Regions from separate parts of the Mus musculus genome. Here region 2 is linked to region 1. The links are chromatin loops, found by intact Hi-C in ENCODE. Cell type or tissue: heart. All regions are shown on one strand. Links, peaks and the distances in the headings refer to the core of each region. The heading gives the core; the rest is flanking DNA.

What was found. A loop is a pair of places that touch in the nucleus more often than their neighbours do. Peaks named below come from ENCODE experiments on the same cell type or tissue, not always from the same donor. Only the 100,000 strongest peaks of a DNase experiment are listed, where the experiment ranks them.
Region 2: it touches region 1 in a loop (12-fold over the local background); 10 of 42 quality-filtered maps call a loop at or near these places.

What each region holds. Positions count from the first base shown.
Region 1 is chr8:104,649,130-104,659,470 of GRCm38, forward strand. 1700082M22Rik (a long non-coding RNA gene) reads left to right here. Exons shown (of 3, transcript XR_003947594.1): 2 at 8,152-8,313; 3 at 9,160-10,341. Among named protein-coding and RNA genes, the nearest start is that of 1700082M22Rik, 13 kb to the left of the region's middle. In heart, for the core only: a CTCF peak has its summit at 6,026 (motif pointing right); a DNase peak (open chromatin) is centred at 6,062.
Region 2 is chr8:105,285,248-105,295,588 of GRCm38, forward strand. It overlaps 4931428F04Rik (RIKEN cDNA 4931428F04 gene), which reads right to left and starts at 4,281. Exons shown (of 8, transcript NM_028888.2): 1 at 4,157-4,281; 2 at 3,522-3,918; 3 at 9-622. The coding sequence starts at 566. It overlaps Exoc3l (exocyst complex component 3-like), which reads right to left. Exons shown (of 14, transcript NM_177788.5): 3 at 10,013-10,188; 4 at 9,718-9,937; 5 at 8,005-8,614; 6 at 7,815-7,932; 7 at 7,605-7,730; 8 at 7,402-7,502; 9 at 7,088-7,198; 10 at 5,676-5,805; 11 at 5,435-5,557; 12 at 5,202-5,357; 13 at 4,985-5,109; 14 at 4,676-4,903. The coding sequence ends at 4,714. In heart, for the core only: CTCF peaks have their summits at 4,294, 5,034 (motif pointing left), 5,889 (motif pointing left) and 6,815 (motif pointing left); DNase peaks (open chromatin) are centred at 3,964, 4,284, 5,054 and 5,864; H3K4me3 peaks cover 2,582 bases; H3K27ac peaks cover 914 bases; H3K27me3 peaks cover 2,670 bases.

The sequences.
Region 1 (10,341 bases), core at 1,191-9,190:
TAATGTTGGCTATTGGTTTGCTGTAGATTGCTTTTATCATGTTTAGGTATGGGCCTTGTATTCCTGATCTTTCCAAGACTTTTATCATGAATGGGTGTTGGATTTTGTCAAATGCTTTCTCAGCATCTAACGAGATGATCATGTGGTTTTTGTCTTTGAGTTTGTTTATATACTGGATTACGTTGATGGATTTCCATATATTGAATCATCCCTGCATCCCTGGGATAAAACCTACTTGGTCAGGATGGATGATTGTTTTGATGTGTTCTTGGATTCGGTTAGCAAGAACTTTATTGAGGATTTTTGCATCGATATTCATAAGGGAAATTGGTCTGAAGTTCTCTATCTTTGTTGGGTCTTTTTGTGGTTTAGGTATCAGAGTAATTGTGGCTTTATAGAATGAGTTGGGTAGAGTACCTGCCGTTTCTATTTTGTGGAATAGTTTGTGAAGAACTGGAATTAGGTCTTCTTTGAAGGTCTGATAGAACTCTGCACTAAACCCGTCTGGTCCTGGGCTTTTTTTTGGCTGAGAGACTATTAATGACTGCTTCTATTTCTTTAGGGGATATAGGACTGTTGAGATCATTAACCTGATCTTGATTTAGCTTTGGTACCTGGTATCTGTCTAGAAACTTGTCCATTTCATCCAGGTTTTCCAGTTTTGTTGAGTATAGCCTTTTGTAGAAGGATTTGATGGTGTTTTGGATTTCTTCAGGATCTGTTGTTATGTCTCCCTTTTCATTTCTGATTTTGTTAATTAGGATGCTTTCCCTGTGCCCTCTAGTGAGTCTGGCTAAGGGTTTATCTATCTTGTTGATTTTCTCAAAGAACCAGCTCCTTGATTGGTTGATTCTTTGAATAGTTCTTCTTGTTTCCACTTGGTTGATTTCGCCCCTGAGTTTGATTATTTCCTGCCTTCTACTCCTCTTGGGTGAATTTGCTTCCTTTTCTTCTAGACCTTTTAGGTGTGTTGTCAAGCTGCTAATGTGTGCTCTCTCTAGTTTCTTTTTGGAGGCACTCAGAGCTATGAGTTTTCCTCTTAGGAATGCTTTCATTGTGTCCCATAAGTTTGGGAATGTTGTGGCTTCATTTTCATTAAACTTCAAAAAGTCCTTAATTTCTTTCTTTATTCCTTCCTTGACCAAGGTATCATTGAAAAGAGTGTTGTTCAGTTTCCACGTGAATGTTGGCTTTCTATTGTTTATTTTGTTATTGAAGATCAGCCTTAGTCCATGGTGATCTGATAGGATGCATGGGACAATTTCAATATTTTTGTATATGTTGAGGCTTGTTTTGTGACCAATTATGTGGTCAATTTTAGAGAAGGTACCATGAGGTGCTGAGAAGAAGGTATATCCTTTTGTTTTAGGATAAAATGTTCTGTAGATATCTGTCAGGTCCATTTGTTTCATAACTTCTGTTAGTTTCACTGTGTCCCTGTTTAGTTTCTGTTTCCATGATCTGTCCATTGGTGAAAGTGGTGTGTTGAAGTCTCCCACTATTATTGTGTGAGGTGCAATGTGTGCTTTGAGCTTTACTAAAGTTTCTTTAATGAATGTGGCTGCTCTTGTATTTGGAGCATAAATATTCAGAATTGAGAGTTCCTCTTGGAGGATTTTACCTTTGATGAGTATGAAGTACCCCTTCTTGTCTTTTTTGATTATTTTGGGTTGGAAGTCGATTTTGTTAGATATTAGAATGACTACTCCAGCTTGTTTCTTCATACCATTTGCTTGGAAAATTGTTTTCCAGCCTTTCATTCTGAGGTAGTATCTATTTTTTTCTCTGAGATGAGTTTCCTTTAAGCAGCAAAATGTTGGGTCTTGTTTGTGTAGCCAGTTTGTTAGTCTATGTCTTTTTATTGGGGAGTTGAGTCCATTGATATTAAGAATATATTAAGGAAAAGTAATTGTTGCTTCCTTTTATTTTTGTTGTTAAAGTTGGCATTCTGTTCTTGTGGCTGTCTTCTTTTAGTTTTGTTGAGGGATTATCTTCTTGTTTTTTCTAGGTTTGGTTCCCGTCCTTGTATTGTTTTTTTTTTTTTTTTTTCTGTTATTATCCTTTGAAGGGCTGGATTCCTGGAGAGATAATGGGTGAATTTAGTTTTGTCGTGGAATACTTTGGTTTCTCCATTTATGGTAATTGAGAGTTTGGCTGGGTATAGTATCCTGGGCTGGAATTTGTGTTCTCTTAGTGTCTGTATAACATCTGTCCAGGCTCTTCTGGCTTTCATAGTCTCTGGTGAAAAATCTGGTGTAATTCTGATAGGCTTGCCTTTATATGTTACTTGACCTTTTTCCCTTACTGCTTTTAGTATTCTATCTTTATTTAGTGCATTTGATGTTCTGATTATTATGTGTTGGGAGGAATTTCTTTTCTGGTCCAGTCTATTTGGAGTTCTGTAGGCTTCTTGTATGTTCATGGGCATCTCTTTCTTTAGATTTGGGAAGTTTTCTTCAAAATTTTGTTGAAGATGTTTGCTGGTCCTTTGAGTTGAAAATCTTCATTCTCATCCACTCCTATTATCTATAGGTTTGGTCTTCTCATTGTGTCCTGGATTTCCGGGATGTTTTGAGTTAGGATCTTTTTGCATTTTCCATTTTCTTTGATTGTTGTGCCGATGTTCTCTATGGAATCTTCTGCACCTGAGATTCTCTCTTCCATCTCTTGTATTCTGTTGCTGATGCTGGCATCCAGATTTCTTTCCTAGGGTTTCTATCTCCAGCGTTGCCTCACTTTGGGTTTTCTTTATTGTGTCTACTTCCCTTTTTAGGTCTAGTATGGTTTTGTTCATTTCTATCACCTGTTTGGATGTGTTTTCCTGTTTTTCTATAAGGACTTCTACCTGTTTGGTTTTGTTTTCCTGTTTTTCTTTAAGGACTTGTAACTCTTTAGCAGTGTTCTCCTGTATTTCTTTAAGTGAGTTATTAAATTCCTTCTTTATGTCCTCTACCATCATCATGAGATATGCTTTTAAATCCAGGTCTACCTTTTCAGGTGTGTTAGGGTGCCCTGGACTGGGCGACGTGGGCGTTCTGGGTTCTGATGATGGTGAGTGGTCCTGGTTTCTGTTAGTAGGATTCTTACGTTTACCTTTTGCCATCTGGCAATCTCTGGAGTTAGTTGTTATAGTTGTCTTTGTTTAGAGATTGTTCCTCTGGTGATTTTGTTACTTTCTATCAGCAGACATGGGAGACTAGCTTTATGTGGGAGACTAGCTTTCTCCTCTGAGTTTCAGTGGTCAGAGCAGTCTCTGCAGGCAAGCTCTCCTCTTTCAGGGAAGGTGCACAGTTATCTGGTGTTTGGACCTCCTCCTGGCTGAAGATGAAGGCCCAAAACAGGATCTTTCCCAGAAGCTGTGTTGCTTTGGCCAGGAAGGTGGCCGGTTGTTTGGATCCGAAGATGGCGCTGCCTCAGAAGCTCCGTGGCTCTCGTTTTTTCCCAGAAACTGCTGGCCTCTGTATTCCACACCCTCACCCGTGCAGCCTGCCCTCCGCGGAGTCCCGGAACCAAGGTGGCTTCAGTGGAGCCTGAGGCAGAAACCTCTCGGGCCGGGCGGACCCCTGTGCTCTCACCAGGAAGGTGGCCGGTTGTCTCCACTCAGGATATTTTCTAGTTCCATCCATTTGCCTGCAAAACTCGTGAAGTCATTGTTTTTAATGGCTGAATAGTAGTATTCCATTGTGTAAATGTACCACATTTTCTGTATCCATTCTTCAGTTGAGGGACATCTGGGTTGTTTCCAGCTTCTGGATATCATAAATAAAGCTGCTATGAACATAGTGGAGCACATGTCCTTGTTATATGTTGGAGCATCTTTTGGGTATATGCCCAGTAAAGGTATAGCTCTGTCTTCAGGTAGATCTATTTCCAATTTTCTGAGGAACCTTCAGCTTGATTTCCAAAGTGCTTATACCAGCTCGCAATCCCACCAGGAATGGAGGAGTGTTCCTCTTTCTCCACATCCTCTCCAGCACCTGCTGTCACCTGAGTTTTAGATCTTAGCCATTCTGATTGGTGTGAGGTGGAATCTCAGGATCACTTTGATTTGCATTTTTCTGATGACTAAAGATGTTGAACATTTCTTTAGTCATTTTTTTTCTTCTCAGCCACTCAAGATTCCTCAATTGAGAATTCCTTGTTTAGCTCTGCATCCCATTTTTAATTAGGTTATTTGGTTTTCTAGAGTCTAACTTCTTGAGTTCTTTGTATATATTGGATATTAGCACTCTATTGGATGTAGGGTTGGTAAAGATCTTTTCTCAATCTGTAGGTTGCCGTTTTGTCCTATTGGCAGTGCCTTTTGCCTTACAGAAGCTTTTCAGTTTCATGAGGTCCCATTTGCCAATTGTTGATCTTAGAGCCTGATTCATTGGTGTTCTGTTGAGGAAAATTTCCTCTGTGCTGATGTGTTCGAGGCTCTTAATCGCTTTCTCTTCTATTAGATTCCGTGTATCTGGTTTTATGTTGAGGTCCTTGATCCACTTGCTTTGTGCAAGGTGACAAATATGGATCTATTTTCATAGTTCTACATACAGGCAACCAGTTAGACCAGCACTGCTTATTGAAGATACTTTCTTTTTTCCATTGTATATTTTTGGCTTATTTGTCAAAGATCAAGTGTGTGGTTTTATTTCTGTGTCTTCAATTCTATTCCATTGATCAATGTGTTTGTCTCTGTACCAATATCATGCAGTTTTTATCACAGTTGCTCTGTAGTACAGCTTGAGGTCAGGGATGGTGATTCCCCCAGAAGATCTTTTATTGTTGAGAATTGGTTTCCCTATCCTGGGTTTTTTGTTACTCCAGACGAATTTGAGAATTGCTCTTTCTATTTCTGTGATGAATTGAGTTGGAATTTTGATGGGGATTGCATTGAATCTGTAGATTGCTTTTGGTAAGATTTTTTACTATGTTAATCCTACCAATCCATGAACATGGCAGATCTTTCCATCTCCTGAAGTCATCTTTGATTTCTTTCTTCAGAGACTTAAAGTTCTTGCTATACAGATCTTTCACTTGTTTGGTTAGAGTCACACCAAGATATTTTATATTATTTGTGACTATTGAGAAGGGTGTTGTTTCCCTATATTCTTCTCAGTCCATTTATCCTTTGTGTAGAGGAAGGCTACTGATATGTTTGAGTTAATTTTATATCCAGCCACTTTGCTGAAGTTGTTTATCATGAGTAAGAGTTCTCTGGTAAAATTTTTGGGGTTGCTTATGTATACTATCATATCATCCACAAATAGTGATACTTTGATGTCTCAGTCTGGGTTTGTATTCCTTCACACAAAACATCATGACAAAGAAGCAAGTTGGGGAGGAAAGGGTTTATTCAGCTTACACTTACACACTGCTGTTCATCACCAATGTAAGTCAGGACACAAACTCACACAGGGCAGGAACTCTCAGGTAGGAGCTGATGCAGAGGCCATGAAGGGGGTGCTGCTTAATGGATTGCTTCCCCTGGCTTGCTCAGCTTGCTTTCTTATAGAACCCAAGACTACCAGCCCAGAGATGGCACCACCCACAATGGGCCCTTCCCCAGGGACCACTAACTGAGAAAAAGCCTTACAGCTGGATCTCATGGAGGCATTTCCTTAAAGGAGACTCCTTTCCCTGTGATGATAACTCCAGCTTGTGTCAAGTTGACACACAAAACCAGCCAGTACACTTGACTTTTTCCTTTCCAGTTTGTATCGCTTTGACTTCCTCTTGTTGTCTAATTGGTCTAGCTAGAACTTTGAGCACTATATTGAATAACTAGGGAGAAAGTGGCAGCCTTGTCTTATCCCTGATTTTAGTGGGATTGCTTCAAGTTTCTCACCATTTAATTTGATGTTGGCCGTTGGTTTGCTGTATATTGCTTTTGTTATGCTTAGGTATTTGCCTTGAATTCCTGATCTTTCCAAGACTTTTAATACAAAGGGTTTTTCATTCACGGAGTTGAAGACTAACCATAGGACATCATGAAGCAAGGATTCTTGCATTACTCACCTTGGACACTAGAGGGCAGACAAAGATAAAGTTCCACAAGGGTTTAGGTGCTAGCCAACCTTTGAGCACAGGGAGATGACGATCACCTGATGCCCCTGCTGGAGCCTGAATGCGTTGCTGGTTGCAAGCACATTTCAGCAGATGAACAGGACACTTCATCAAGAGTTTCAGCAGGCACCCTTTAGATCTCAGTAATTGGCTTATTTTTGTAGATCTTTAATGTCAAATGATAAGTATGCATTCAAATTCACCCACTTACCTTCATAGCTTAGTAGATTGGAATAAAAAATGATGCCTGAAACCACATCCACTCCAAATAGAGAGAACATTTGTTATTTTCTGCATAAAAAAAGTTGTTTCTCTGTGCTCTTTTCCATTAAGCATTGACCTGAGCCCTGTTCCCAGGCAACCAACTAACTACTTTCTGGAGCTAAAGTTTAGAAATGGAATATAGTTCAGAAACACCAGAGCTTTGACTCCTCTATCACAGAAAAGAATCACATGTGGAAGGTTCTGTCCCTGAGCACAATGCCTTTGAGATTCAAATGTCATTGCCCTTTGGTTTCGAGTGAACACACTGCCCTGTTACCCACTCATCTGTTGGTATGCATCTGAGCGACTTCTGGTTTGGGCTATTTCAGACAAGACATGGAGCTGGGAGAGGTGGTGCAGGCCTTTAATCCCAGCACTGAGGAGGCAGAGGCAGTCAGATCTGTGAGTCTGGGCTAGCCTGATCTACATAGTGAGTTCCCAGACAGCCAGGGCTATGTTAAAGAGACTCTGCCTCAAAACAAAATAAAACAAAACAAACATAAACAGGTAAACAGGATCCCTAACGGTGTAATCACATTCACTTGTTTCTTCAGGTTAACGTCCAGAGAGTAGAACTGTTAAGTCATAGGGCACACATCTTTAACTTTCAGAGAAAATGCCAGTTTGCCTCCTACCCCATGCACCACGTGATTATTTTAGCTCTCCTCTAGCCATTGTGTGTCTGTATCAGTTGTTCCAAGTCTTTGCCAAAGCTTTTGGTTATGGGTCTTAAATCTGATTATATCGAATGGGAGTGTAGTAGTTATGCCATTTCAGATGCTTCCCTGATCTACACACACACACACACACACACACACACACACACACACACACATTCTCACACACACAACATACACATTCACACACACACACACACACACACACATTCTCACACACACAACATACACATTCACACACATATACTCACACACATGTACTCACACACATATATACACACATATACAGATTCACACACACTCACATAAATATACTTACACACATACACTCGCACAACAACACACACACATGCATACAACACACACTCATACACATACACACAATACATGCATACACTCATACACACATACAAGACATACCCACACACATATACACACACATATACTCACACACACTCATACACTCATACCACAACACACACATACATATTTCCTCCAACACACATACACACTCTCACATATACACACTCACAATTTTCTCATATACAGAAAAATACCAGTGGGACTCTATTCCACATTTTCTGTGGTCTTTGCCATCATTAGTCAGCGCCTCTGAACAGCAATGCAGTAAGTAGCAGAGTGCAAGGGGACCTTCCTACAGCTGGTGGAGCAGCCCAGGGTGAGGAACATTACCAAGGTGTCCAATTAACTAAAGACACTGGCTCTCTGACTCTGAGCTTGGAGCTGTTGAGGGCCTCTGTACTGGCTGGTTTTGTGTGTCGACTTGACACAAGTTGGAGTTATCACAGAGGAAGGAGCCTCCCTTGAGGAAATAGGAAAATACCACCCCAAAACTGGTGGTATGCTGTAGCTTCTTGTCACGTCCGAGTACCCGGGCTGATTAGCAGAGTCATGTTAGCTGAGACAGACACGGATGCTGAGGCAAGACCTGTGGAGGACACATGATATTTGGAGGGAGTATAAATAGGACCCAGCAGACTGGGAGAGGAGGGCAAGGCGTGGCTGGGCTTGGTTTGCTTATGGAGTTAGCTGTACATTGCTTGTTGGTCTTGCATCCTGGCTGAGTTTTGCTTGTTGAGTCAGGTGCATCTCCTAACACCTCTGCTGGTCTAAATCCCTCCTGCCTGGCTGTTTCTGCTAGGCTGTGCTGTGTGCTGCTATCCTCACACTACTGAGTTGGACTGCTGATATATCTGTGAAGTGTCTGCAAGTGGATCGAGCTGCTGCTGCTGACCTGTGAACTGAGCTACTGATTTCTTGACAATGCAGATGGGATTTGCACCAAAGAACCATTTCTAAACAGGTCCACTTCCCCTCATATCCTTTCTTTCCTACTACCTCTGGTGGATGGTGGGCTAGAAGGGAGGTCAAAGCATTTAAGAACAATCATTAAAAGTAGGCTTTGAAAAAAAATTAAAGTTAGTTTTCAAAATTAAGCAGATAGTTAATAACTAGGCACAAGCAACATTTGCCTATTCAGATATACTTTAGATAGAAGGTCTTCAAACACTTCAGAGATCTACAGAATATGGCATTTAATTTTTTTTTTTACCATTTCCAAACTACTTTATTAATGAGCTGATGTTTTCCTTTTGAGCATACTCTTGCAAACTCCTTAGGAAATTTCTGCCTGACAGTGTGAGAAGTTAATGGACTTAAATTGCTATTCAGCTAGGTGTAAACTTTTACAATCACCTGGTAGCCATAGTGATGACTTACATTATGTTTATAAAATTATATTTCCCATAAACAAAACATGTAAGAGTGTTAATAACATTATCTGTTCAATGAGCCTAGAAATTGTGTCCCATTGAATCCTTCCACACGTCATTTTCATATTTTTCTCCTATGGAAGAGAACACGCCCCTGTGAACATCCAGGCCTGGTGTAAGTAGCACCTACAAAGCTAAATCCACAGAAACTTATTCATCTTTCTCCTGAGACTCTAAAATTGTCAGATGACAGAGTTTAATGAATCTTTTTATCTGATTTCTTGCTTTTCCTATCATGGAACTACTAGGGGTTGTTATAGATAGGACACTTTCCAAGGGCTGTTCAGTAGATAACAAATCAGAATATACTTTTTTTTTTCATCCCAGAGTTTCCTTTATTGGTTAATGATTTAATATTTATTTTCATTCTTTTTCAGGTTTGACTTTCTAATGTTGCATCATATTCTGTCAACCTACATTGTATGCAATTACTAAAATTGCAGGGAAAGGATGTTCTAGAAACTTGGAAATGAGGAGAAGATGAGCCATTACTCTTATTCACTTAGAGATGTTATAGCATTTAATACGTTTTTAATAACAAAAGGCTTCCGTGACTGTGAGACATGTCAGCTCCTGGCAGCACCCCCATACGACTTCAGACAAGATGATGGGCATCAAAGAACCTCCACATAGAGTTTGATTCAAATGTGGCAAAGCTAGGCACTGGGCAAAAAAACTGTCCTTGTATTGACTGTTGACAGCATGTTGTCCAAGCTGTGGACAAACAGGACACTGGGAAGTCAATTGATTAACTTTGCAGAGTCAAGGTAGGCCAGTGCTCACAGTGCTTCACAGATAAGTCTGTCAGGTACTCTGGGGCTTGCAGGCCAAAGAAAGATGGATGCCCCAGTGTTGCAGCGGAACCTTGGCTGACTGTCCAGGCAGCCAGCAGTCTTGGTCATTTCTGGAGTTTTAGATGTGGCTTGCTCTGTACTTCCTGTTTACTCTGGTAACATTTATCCTTCTCAAGTCTCTGAAGGGGTGGAAAGTTAGATAGTTAGAATCTCACATTAAGCTGAAGTTGTTTAGGATTTAAGAAAATGGCTTAAGGTCTAAAAAAAGATATTTTTAGCTTGGTAATGTAACTTATAATAGAAAGTGATTAGGTCTAGAACTTTGAACTCACCAAGATAAGATATAGATTAAGTACATTCTCCAAGGTTGCCAAATACAAATGAACTAGACATTGTAAATGTAATCTTACCAGATAGTTTTTATAATTGTCCTTATTATACATAGTTTATTTATGTTAGAAAAAGTCTTTTCCTGGACAGAAACGGGGAGATGTTGGGAAAATCTTTTTGTGCACTGTGTAAAGGTTTCCTTTGTATTATTCAAATGTTGATTTCTGTGCCAGCAGAGAGCTGAGCACCATCCAGACTTTGGTACTGTTATTTTTTATGAAGAGTCACCTGTTTCAGTGTTTTGTAAAATCTTCTTCATCATCTTCCAATTGGTTTAATAAGGAGCTGATGACTCGTGCACGCCTCTCAAGGCAGCAGCTAGACCAGACCAACTCTATAATTCCCTGAAGTCATAGAACTGAGGACCACCAGTGT
Region 2 (10,341 bases), core at 994-8,993, 640 kb after region 1:
GAGCTGACCTGATTCATGAATTGCGCAGAGGCCTCCTGGTACTTCTCCAGCACACTCATTGGCATCGGTTCCTGATACTCGAACTGTGGATTGTAGGTATAATGAGACTGGAAGAACTTTTCCCGTTCCTGGTCCATGTTAGTTGGCCGCAGGGCCACCAACATACAGGGGCTCTTGCTGCTACTACTGCCTACATCCTTTCGAATCTTAGCAATGTGAGGTAAGGAGGCTGCAGGCCGTAGGGTCCCTCCTGGATCGCATCCCCGTCCAATCGGGGCTTTACCACGCCCCCGCCGGCCAGTACTATTTACACTGTAGGTGCTCTCGCTGCGACGCATGTGGCTACTCTGCTCCAAGTGCAGCTTTGAGAAGGTCTGCCACATAGTCTGCTGCTGCAGTGCTGAAGGGACTGCCAGAGCCAAGGGCATCCCCAGGGACTCAGGCCAGGGGTACAGGGGTGGCCCATTTCCGTTTGAGGGCTTCAGCTTATGGTGCTGAGATGGGGAACCGGCAGGGGGCCTGGGGGGTGCCTGCTCATACACCTGTGTCCCCGAGTCCAGCACCATTCTCTCCTGAGGGTCACATCCAGCTCTGTCGTGCCAACTTCCCAGACTGTTGACCTCTAGGGACACAGAACGGCATGCAGAAACCAGCATGAGGGGATGTGGTCAGAGGAGGAAGCCCCCTGTCCCATGTTATCCGTGTTGAGTCCAGAGTCTGCTGCCAGGAACTCAAGAAACTCTCCACCCTCCAGAAGTATGCATTCCTTCTACCAGGCTTATCCAATAGTCTGAGGTGGAGCAAAGCAAGGCAACGAATTGTAGACATTTTCCTATTTATTAGAATTCTCTCTGACGGTCAGATCTAGAGCTAAAACTAAGGTCTTAAACATGGTTCTAATTTCAGTGTTTAGCACTTACCCAATCTGGAAGTTGGCAGAATACAGACCGCCTCAGATCCCTAGATGGACCACAGGTGAGAGAAGCCCACAATCTGCTTTGTACCGATGGCATCTTCCCAGTCCCACCTCCCCGCTTCACCTAGCTCATTACAGCCTCCCGCCCTTTGGTAATCAGTTTGAATGAATGCACTTGCTCAGGCCAGTCCCCACATGAAATACTCTTCTCTTTCCCATTGATCAGGATGGAATTAGAATCTGCTTTTGGGAAGCAGAGGAAACCCAGCGCATTCAAACCAGCCCCTGGCCTGTCACCTAGCTGAGATATCTTTCCCAGTGGGCATCCAAGGCCACTGTCAGAGAACTCACCCCTGACTGCGTGTCAGGGCTCAGTGCAATCCACTCTCTCCCCAGAGACACACTGAAGGCGTCAGCCTCTGAACTCCCCTTGCCTGCTCAGAAACTCAACTGTAGCCTTTCTCCTTGATCCTACATCACCAGTCTTTCTGGCAACTGAAGAAATACATGCTGTTGTTAAAAAACATCTTAAAAAACAAAACAAAACCTTTCTGAGAGTCCGCGCCTAACTCCCCGCAGCTGCTCTCCTGTTGCGGCACGATACCCTGAGTCACTTACACACCATCTCCCTTTTCTTCTTTCCCGTGCGCTCCTGAGTTCTGTTTCCCAAACTGCCATTGGACATGCAGACGTCCTGCTGTCCATCAAACTGAGCTGCTCAAGGTCACCAATGGATCTGTATGGTGTGGGTCTGTAGCACCTGGTGCAGCTGATCCTTCTAGCCCGGGGACATTACTCCCATCTTCCTTTCTGAACACATTAGGGCATGCTTGTCTGCCCACATCACTGGCTGTTTCTTCTTGGTCTTCCTTGTAATATCAACCTCTTAACACTGTAATAACCCAAGGCTTGTATATGGCAACTTCTCTATTCCATTTACACTCACACCCCCTAGCGGCCCCTGGATTCCATCTAATTTTGTGGTTTCTTGTTCTGTTCTGTTCTGTTGTTGTTGCCGCTGTTGTTTTTTAAAACAACTATTTATTTTATGTATATAAGTACATTGTAGCTATCTTCAGACACACCAGAAGAGAGCATTGGAGCCCATCACAGACCGTTGTGAGCCACCATGTGGTTGCTGGGAATTGAACTCGGGACCTCTGGAAGAGCAGTCAGTGCTCTTAACCACTGAGCCATCTCTCCAGTCCTTCTTGTTTTGTTTTACCCAGGGCCTTGTACACATTAAGCAAACCCTCAACCACTGACCTCCATACCCAACTTCACTATCATGGTTTTAAATAAATCAGTTTGGACTCCTCCCTTAAGACCAGGATCAACACTCTTCACACCTATCTAACTTTGCTTTAGACAGAGCATCCCTATGTAGCCCATGTGGCCTTCAACTCACCATCTTCCTACTTCAACCTCTCTAGTCTTGGGTCAGGATTAAGCCAACATACCCAATCTTCAAGGTATCTTTACTATTTAACAGGTACTTTAAACGGAACATACCCATTGTATAAAAATGTGCGCACACACACACCCCAGAATAGCATGGGTCACTTGTCACTTTCTTAAAAATCTTCATAAATATCATATTAGAAGAGATGCCCTAGACATACACACACACACACACACACACACACACACACACACACACACACACACGAGAGAGAGAGAGAGAGAGAGAGAGAGAGAGAAAGTTGGTCTGGGAGGAGTTTGGGTGTGTGGATAAAAACATGATCAAACTACATGGAAGTGTTTTAATAAAAAAAAAATTAAAAACAGAAGAAAAGCTTGTCAGATGTAGTGGCACATGTCTGTAATCCCAGCACTTGAGGCTGAAACAAGAGAATTGTGAATTCCAGGCCAACCTGGGCTATGCAGCAATACCTGTCTTTAAAAGCTTTAAACAGAGAGGAAAAAAAAAAGGGAAAGAAGAATAAAAGAAAGTCAGCACTAGCAAATCTCTACAAAAGAGCAAACCTCCTCTCTCTCCTGGAACTAAGCTTTTTCTGTAGTTGTTGCTGTCTCTGAAGTCTACTGCAGCTAGCTCACTGTCTGCATGGCAGATCTGAAGGCTTTATCTGGGTTTTCCTTTCTATAATGTGCAACTGTGCTTCCAGAACCCAGAACAGTCCCTGATCCAGCACTGTAATCCACTGTGATCCATGGATGAACCTGAGTCCTTGTAAGAACTAAATCATGGAGCTGGAGAGACTTGCTGCTCTCCCTGAGAACCCAAATCCAGTTCCTAGTGTCCACGCAGGCTAACTCCAGCTGCAGGAGACCCAAGGCCCTCTTCTGGCCTCCACGGGCACATGCATATACCCATACCCAGAAATAATAAAAATAGACCTCTAAAGCAAAAATACTATAATCATTCCTTTCGCAAACTTAGATACCCTGTTTAGACTCCCCCCACCCCCACCCCGGCATCCTCCTCCTTCTCGGAGTCTTCCTCCACCTTACCTAGTGATCGGCTGCTTAAAAAATGACTTCTAGTCTCAGATCTCATTCACCCTCAAACTGTATACTTTTCTGGATGTCTACTGACCACTATATGGGCCAGTTCTTCCATTTTCCCTTCGTTCATTCCACCTACCTCCACGTAATTACCAGAATTCACCTGTTTCTTTCACGTCTCAGGTTCTTCTGCCAAGAATTCTTTTGCCAATGTGTCCCTGGAGCAACCTCTTAACCATTTTTTTCAGGGCCCGGTTTAGGCCTCACTTTCTCTGGGAAGCCTTCCCGATGTGTAAAGGGTCCCAGGGTCTTGATGGCTTCTTGACAGCCCTAGGCTGTCATGGCTGGAGGCTAGATCCATATTTCCCCACCGTGCCCTGAACTCCCCGAGGTCAGGAAGGGTCTGATTCACCCTCTCGTCCCACGCACTCACTAGTTGCAGAATGAATGAATTCAGGGTGAGGCTGGAGTCCCTGACTGCTGAAGGCGGGGTCTGGTGACAAATGAGAGGGTGTGGCCCACACCAATAAGAACCCCTGGAAAGAGATAACGTGGGAAAACAACCAATAGGAACCAAGAGCTCTGGGAGGGCGTGCCCTGAAGACAAATAAAGGGCGTGAGACAGGGTGAAGGGCGTGCCCAATGGAGGGCGGAGCTAGGAGACAATGGACTTGGGGGAATTCCCTGGTAAATCAAGAAGGGTGAAGTCTTAGTCATATTTAGTCTCGGTTTTTGGAGTGGGGTAGGGGTTCGGTCCGCGTGCCGCGCCCCCACCTGATCACGCCTCTTTTGCTGCCCGCAGTTCCTGCTCCTCAAAGCCGATCGCTGGCCGCCGAGACCATGGAAGCCCGCGCCAAAGACACGCGCACTCGGGCGCGCGCACGCTCACACGAAGACGCAAGGGCCACGTCCGTCTCCGCCGTAGGGGGCGTGCTTAAGCTCGCTGTGGGCGGAGCCAAACGTGCGAAGAGGGGCGGGATTCGCTGCCACCCTGCGCCCCTGGACCGCGTCTGGTCCTAGACTTCCCCCTCTTCAAACTTCCGCGCTTCTAAAGCGACTGGCGAGGGCGATGAAACCATTTACTGCTTGCCGGTAGTAGATACATAGGAAGTGAGTACTCCACGGGAGCCCAGGGTTCGGGGCACGCAGTCCACAAAGAGAGCAGATGTCTGCATAGGTGAGATGCTGCCAGAATACTAGGATTCAGCCAGGATTATAGATGTACCACTGTGCACGGACCCCTAATTGCACTGTTGCTTTCACCGGCGCGCCCCCAACACATAGATTCAGACGTGTCGTAGACGTGGCTTTATTACGCAAACAGATGGGTGTCAGGAGCAGGGACCTGAAGGGAGGCAGGAGGACAGGGAGGGCGTAGGCGTCGGTACCAGGCTGAAGAGCGCCCGGCGGCCAGTGGACGGTGAGGGCGGTGGACCCGCCTGCAGCGAACTGAGTGCTGCCTGACGATGCTCTCGGGACACGTCTCCGCGCAGGTCCAAGAGGGCAGAGACGTGATCCTCGCTGCAGGAATACCACCACGTGCGTCAGCCCAGCCCTCCCTCGTCCTCCTGGGCCGTTCCTCCCCTGTCCCCTTCCTCGCACCTCACGTCGGGAAATTGCTGCCTCAAGCCTGCCACCTCGAGGCCAAGCAGTGTGGGGTCGTGGAGGTTGAGCAGTTCCCTCAGCGCGAGCAGGACGGGCGCGCAGTGAGCGCTCTCTTCCAGGCCCTGAACACATGGGAACAGGGTTTCCAGCGGGCCCTCGGCTCCCACCCAACTACAGAGATCCTCGACTGTCTGCCCTCCCAATGAGCTCTCACCAAACCAAGGAAAAGCTCTTTGAGCTGGGCAGCATCCTGCCGAAGTCGCTCAGCCGCCTGGCTCCGCTCGTCCGTACCGCGGCACACTAGGCGGCCCTGCATCAGAGCCCTTAGGTATTGTAACACCACGGTTCGTTCCGCCTCTGCCAGCAGCAGCTGCAGGACAGTAATCAGTTTGAATATAGGGTCCCACCAGCACAACCCCTTCCCCAGCTTTCCTCTCCTCGCCCTACCTGAACACCAGGCTTCCGTACGCGCCAGAAGTCCTGGCAGAAGTGCGACGTCTGCTCACACACACCATCTAGCAACTCAGAACTCAATAGCCACCGGCGCGAGGGCAGAGCGGAGAACAGGGGCTAGGGAAAGCATAGCACAGACAGGGCTAGGGAAATGATCCGGATCCCGTAGAGGCCACCATAAATAGACCGTGTTTCTCCCTCACACTACCAATCTAGACTGGGATGGCGACCTCACCTGGAGCTCAACCTGCAGTACTTCCAAAACCAGGCGGCAGATCCTCCTTTGTACGTCGTCCAGCGCAGCTTCCACTGGAGCTAAGACCCCGGAAGCTTCCCCGTCCGGCAGCAGGACCGAGACCGAAGATCTGGACCAAAAAGTGTGACTTCAGGACCAAGGCCAAGGCTCGCATGGCCCTCTAGGATTCATCCACTCTGGCGCCACCTTGTGGTACAGTGTCTGGTGGGAGCTGGGGCGGAAAGGGCGGCTCTGAATTTATGAAGGGCTCAGGTATTCTGTAAGGCTAGGAAGAGTATGCCCAGCGGACTTGCCTCTAATGTAACCTCAAGTTAAGTTATTCTTCCTTTTATTTTGTTTTAGAGGGGAGCTCTTAAAAGAGTAAAAATTCCCCGCATGTATGTCTGTCCTCTCTGCACACCACCAAGAGCATAACACTCAAGATAAGCCAGGCCTGGTGGAGGCTGACGAAAGAACGACTGCTCTTCCGAAGGTCCTGAGTTCAAATCTCAGCAACCACATGGTGGCTCACAACTACCAGTAATGAGATCTGATGCCTTCTTCTGGCTTGTCTGAAGGCAGCTACAGTGTACTTATGTATAATCATAAATCTTTGGGCCTGAGCCAGGCGTGGTGGTGCACGTCTTTAATCCCAGCTTGGAGGAAGGCAGAGGCAGGCGGATTTCTGAGTTCGAGGCCAGCCTGGTCTACAGAGTGAGTTCCAGGACAGCCAAGGCTACCCAGAGAAACCCTGTCTGGAAAAAAGAAAAAAAAAAAATCTTTGGGCCTGAACAAGCGGAGTTGACTGGAGTGAGGGGGTGCTGACCAGGAAGCAGAGGTCCTAAAAATTCAATTCCCAACAACCACATGAAGGCTCACGACCATCTGGTTCAGCTACAGTGTACCATATACATAAATCTTTAAAAAAATATATTTGCAGCCGGGCTTTGAGGCCAGCCTGGTCTACAGATTGAGTTCCAGGACAGCCAGGGCTACACAGAGAAGCCTTGTCTCGAAAAAAAAAAGGGGGGGCTGGAGAGATGGCTCAGTGGTTAAGAGCACTGACTGCCCTTCCAGAGGTCCACATGGTGGCTCACAGCCATCTGTAATGGGATCTGATGCCCTCTTCTGGTGGGTTGAAGACAGGTACAGTGTATTCATATAAATAAATCTTTTAAAAAATTTATTTCCTGAATGTAGTAGATTTAACATCTTTATCTAATATGATTCTCTGACGATTTTATTATTATCCAAATAATACTAGTAAGAAAAGTGACAGGTACCTTGTAATACAACTGATAATTAGCAGAGCGAGGATTAGAACCCCATCTTTGTGAGCCCAAAGTGGTTCTGGTGTGGGTGGCATCCAGACTTTAAAGGAACTCAGAAGTGTGTTAGGAAAAGTGTGGTACCTCAGTGCTGATTGGTGGTTGAAGGCAGACAGTAGGTAGGGCACATAGTGAGGGGCCACGGCGTCTCCCCTGAGATGGTCTCGAGAGAATCGGATCAGAGCGTCGCTGAAGCTGCAGTAGGCAGAGGAGCCTCTTGGGTTTGCTGCTAATGTGGCACCCCCACAGCTGCACCCCCAGAACTCTTGTCCCACTTTCAAGTATTTGTTTAAGGGTAACACACACACACTAGTGTGTCCTGTCCAGTTTACTCAGAGCCCTTGGGCTGTCTGGGAGCAGGGCTGGAGATTGTGGATGGGCCCCCCTGCTTGGCAAACCTTCTCAAGAATGCGCCCAGCTCTGACACTGCCATGTTATGCGCCCGCCGATGCAATGAGTCACTAATCAGGTTGGTCACTTGAATGTTTTCAGCCAGGATCTACAAGCAGGGAGGAGCGGCCTTCAGACATTTCCTAGACCCGCTGCCCTTCTCCCCTTTCCATATGCGAGCTGCCTACTTCCTTGGGTTCTTCCCACCTACCTGCAGGACAATGGCTGGCATTGGGGAGTGGTAGAAACCGGATGGATCTGTGGGGGGCTCCTGTTCCCCGCTCCACTCTGCTACCTCTCCATCCAGTGCCTTCTTCAGCCACTGAGCCACACTTACCTGGCAAGAAAGAGTAAGGAGCAGCGAGCTATATCAGGGTATTGACATGACGTTCAACTAGACAACCGGACAGTCACTAGTCACCTGAACCTGAGCCACAAAGGCTGCCTCCAGCTGCTCAATGTTCTCTGAGGTCAAGAGGGGCTCTAGCTGGGACACATCAGCCTCAGGCCCCAGTTCCAAGTTCCCCATCATTTCCTTCCTAGAGATGGATAGCAGGATGTCACACTGAGCCTCTAATCGTCCCACTTCCCGCTTCTCCAAGGACACTCACCCCGTGTACACATGCAGTGCCCAGTGCAGCAAGGCAAACGTGTCAGCAGCTCCTAGCTCGGGCCCCGCGAGGAGTTGCTGCACGCTACGGCGCAGGCCACTGTGCAGGGTGTGGGCCCATAGCTCAACCACACGGTAGCTTGGTGGGCAGCAGGGTGCCACCAATGCCTCCGCTGTTGCCAACTCGGCGGGCAAGGCTACCTGCAGAGCCTCAAGCCACCCCGCCAGAGCCCCTGGCTCCGGAAGCACAGGCGATGCAAAGTGGACCCGCTCCAGGCCCTCCTGTAGCGCCCGAAGACATCGCTGCCGCCAGTCTCGGGGTGCCTGCCCCAGGATTGTGCGCTCAGTCTCCACCTCTGCCACACGAATAGCAGCTACCAGCAGGGCTGGGTCCTCTCGTGCCAGCCGCCCCGCAGCTCCTGCAGCCGCCTCCACAGCTTGGCCTAGGGCCTCAGCCAGAAGGCCTAGCCCCTGGAAGATTGGCAACTCCAGACCTCCTAGGGGTGCCAGTGTCTCCTCTTTCAGCTGCTCTAGTTCCCGCAGGCTCACATATGCCTCCAAGAGTCGCTCAGAGTCTATCAGGGTCTGCGTGTGGGCCACTGTAGCCGGCACTAAGGAAGAAAGGAGACGGCTTGAGGTCTCAGCCTTCCCATCTGGGCTATGGGTACAGCAAGGGACACTGAGGTCTGGAGACTGGTGTGATGTATTAACTATTTAATAATAAGCATGGTACTGCGTCGGGTCATCTGAACATCCAGGCTAAGGCCTATAGAGTTGGGCCATATGTTAACCCCTGAACCAACAGACCATGAAATCAAGCATGCCGGGGAGGTGGGTGGCCGACTGGAGAGATGGATGGCTCAGTGGTTATGAGCACTGGCTATGATTCCCAACACCCATGTGGCAGCTCACAATTGTAACTCTAGTTCCAGGCCATCATAGTCCTCTTCTGACCCCTGCATGTACCAGGCACTCAAACACTCACTTACAGTAATCTTTAAAAACAATGTTACAGGGCTGGAGAGATGGCCCCGTCGTTAAGAGCACTGACTGTTCTGCCAGAGGTCCTGAGTTCAATCCCTAGCAACCACATGATGGCTCACAGCCATCTGTAATGGGATCCGATGCACTTTTCTAGTGTATCTGAAGACAGCTGCAGTGTGCTCGTATAAATAAAAAATAAATAAATCTTAAAAAAATGTTACAGGCAGACAAAATAAATGGAAGGCCATGCTGGTTGCTATTTGCCAATCTTGTTATGAAATACTTACAAACATAACTACATATGTATTGTTATGTATGTGTGTGTACATTGATGTATATATGTATGGATGCAGGTATGTATTGTACTTTGTATATATGTGTTATTTGGGGTGATGCCTGAGATTGAATTTAGGGCCTTGCACATACTAAACACATGCTCTACCAGAGCTACAGCCAACGTTCTTTCAGTAAGTAAACTACTGTGGCTATAGCCACTTCATGGAATTCCCGTGCTGACTTTAACATCCCAAGCCTGAGAAGCCCAGGATGAGGCGACTGCGCCTATTTCTCACACTCTTTGAAGCTGGGATTATTCTCTGGGATGTCCCTGGTGTCTCTCTCCATGTAATCCCTTTCCTAGTGCCCCAGCTGCTGATCAGAATGGGATTTGTGGATTCTTAGAAGCTAAAGTCCAGGGCTCTCCACCTCCGCTTTCCCCGCCCCCACTCACCTGCTTGTAGCCTTGGCAACAACCGAGTCAGGATCTGAAGTTGTTTGTGCTGGACAACACATTCCCTCAGGGGTTCCAGGGTTTGTGAGGTCCGAGACAAACCCTTTAGTAAGTGATGGGCCTGGCTCAAAGCTTCACGAGTTCCCTGCACAGCCTCGAGGGCTCGGGTCAGCTGCCACACACCAGTCTGCACACCTTCCAGGTAGGACTGCACCACTGACTGTGGAGAGAGGTAGCCGCTCCTAAGGCCTGGCCAGCCCTCCAGCCCAGTCTAACACTCCTGCTCCTCACCCACCTTAATTCTTGCTTCCAGGGAATAGTTACGCTGTATTTCACGGCTTCGGTACTGGCCCAGCCTGGTCAGCTGCTCTGGCCGGTAGAAGATGCCTGAAGCCCACTTGAGTGCTGCACCCCGAGCCAGCTGTTCGGCCCTCTCCTGCTCTGGCCACTCAGGCCTTGGGCAGGAAGATCCTGGGGTTGGTTGTGTCAGTCAGGGAGGGCCTGTGGCTAACGCACCTGCTGCTCTTCTGTTTCCTCGGGACAGCCCCACTCTTGGCAATCCTATAGAGCTCTAGCTAGACCTGACGGGAAAACCCAACCCCACTAATTCCCATTTGTCTTGAC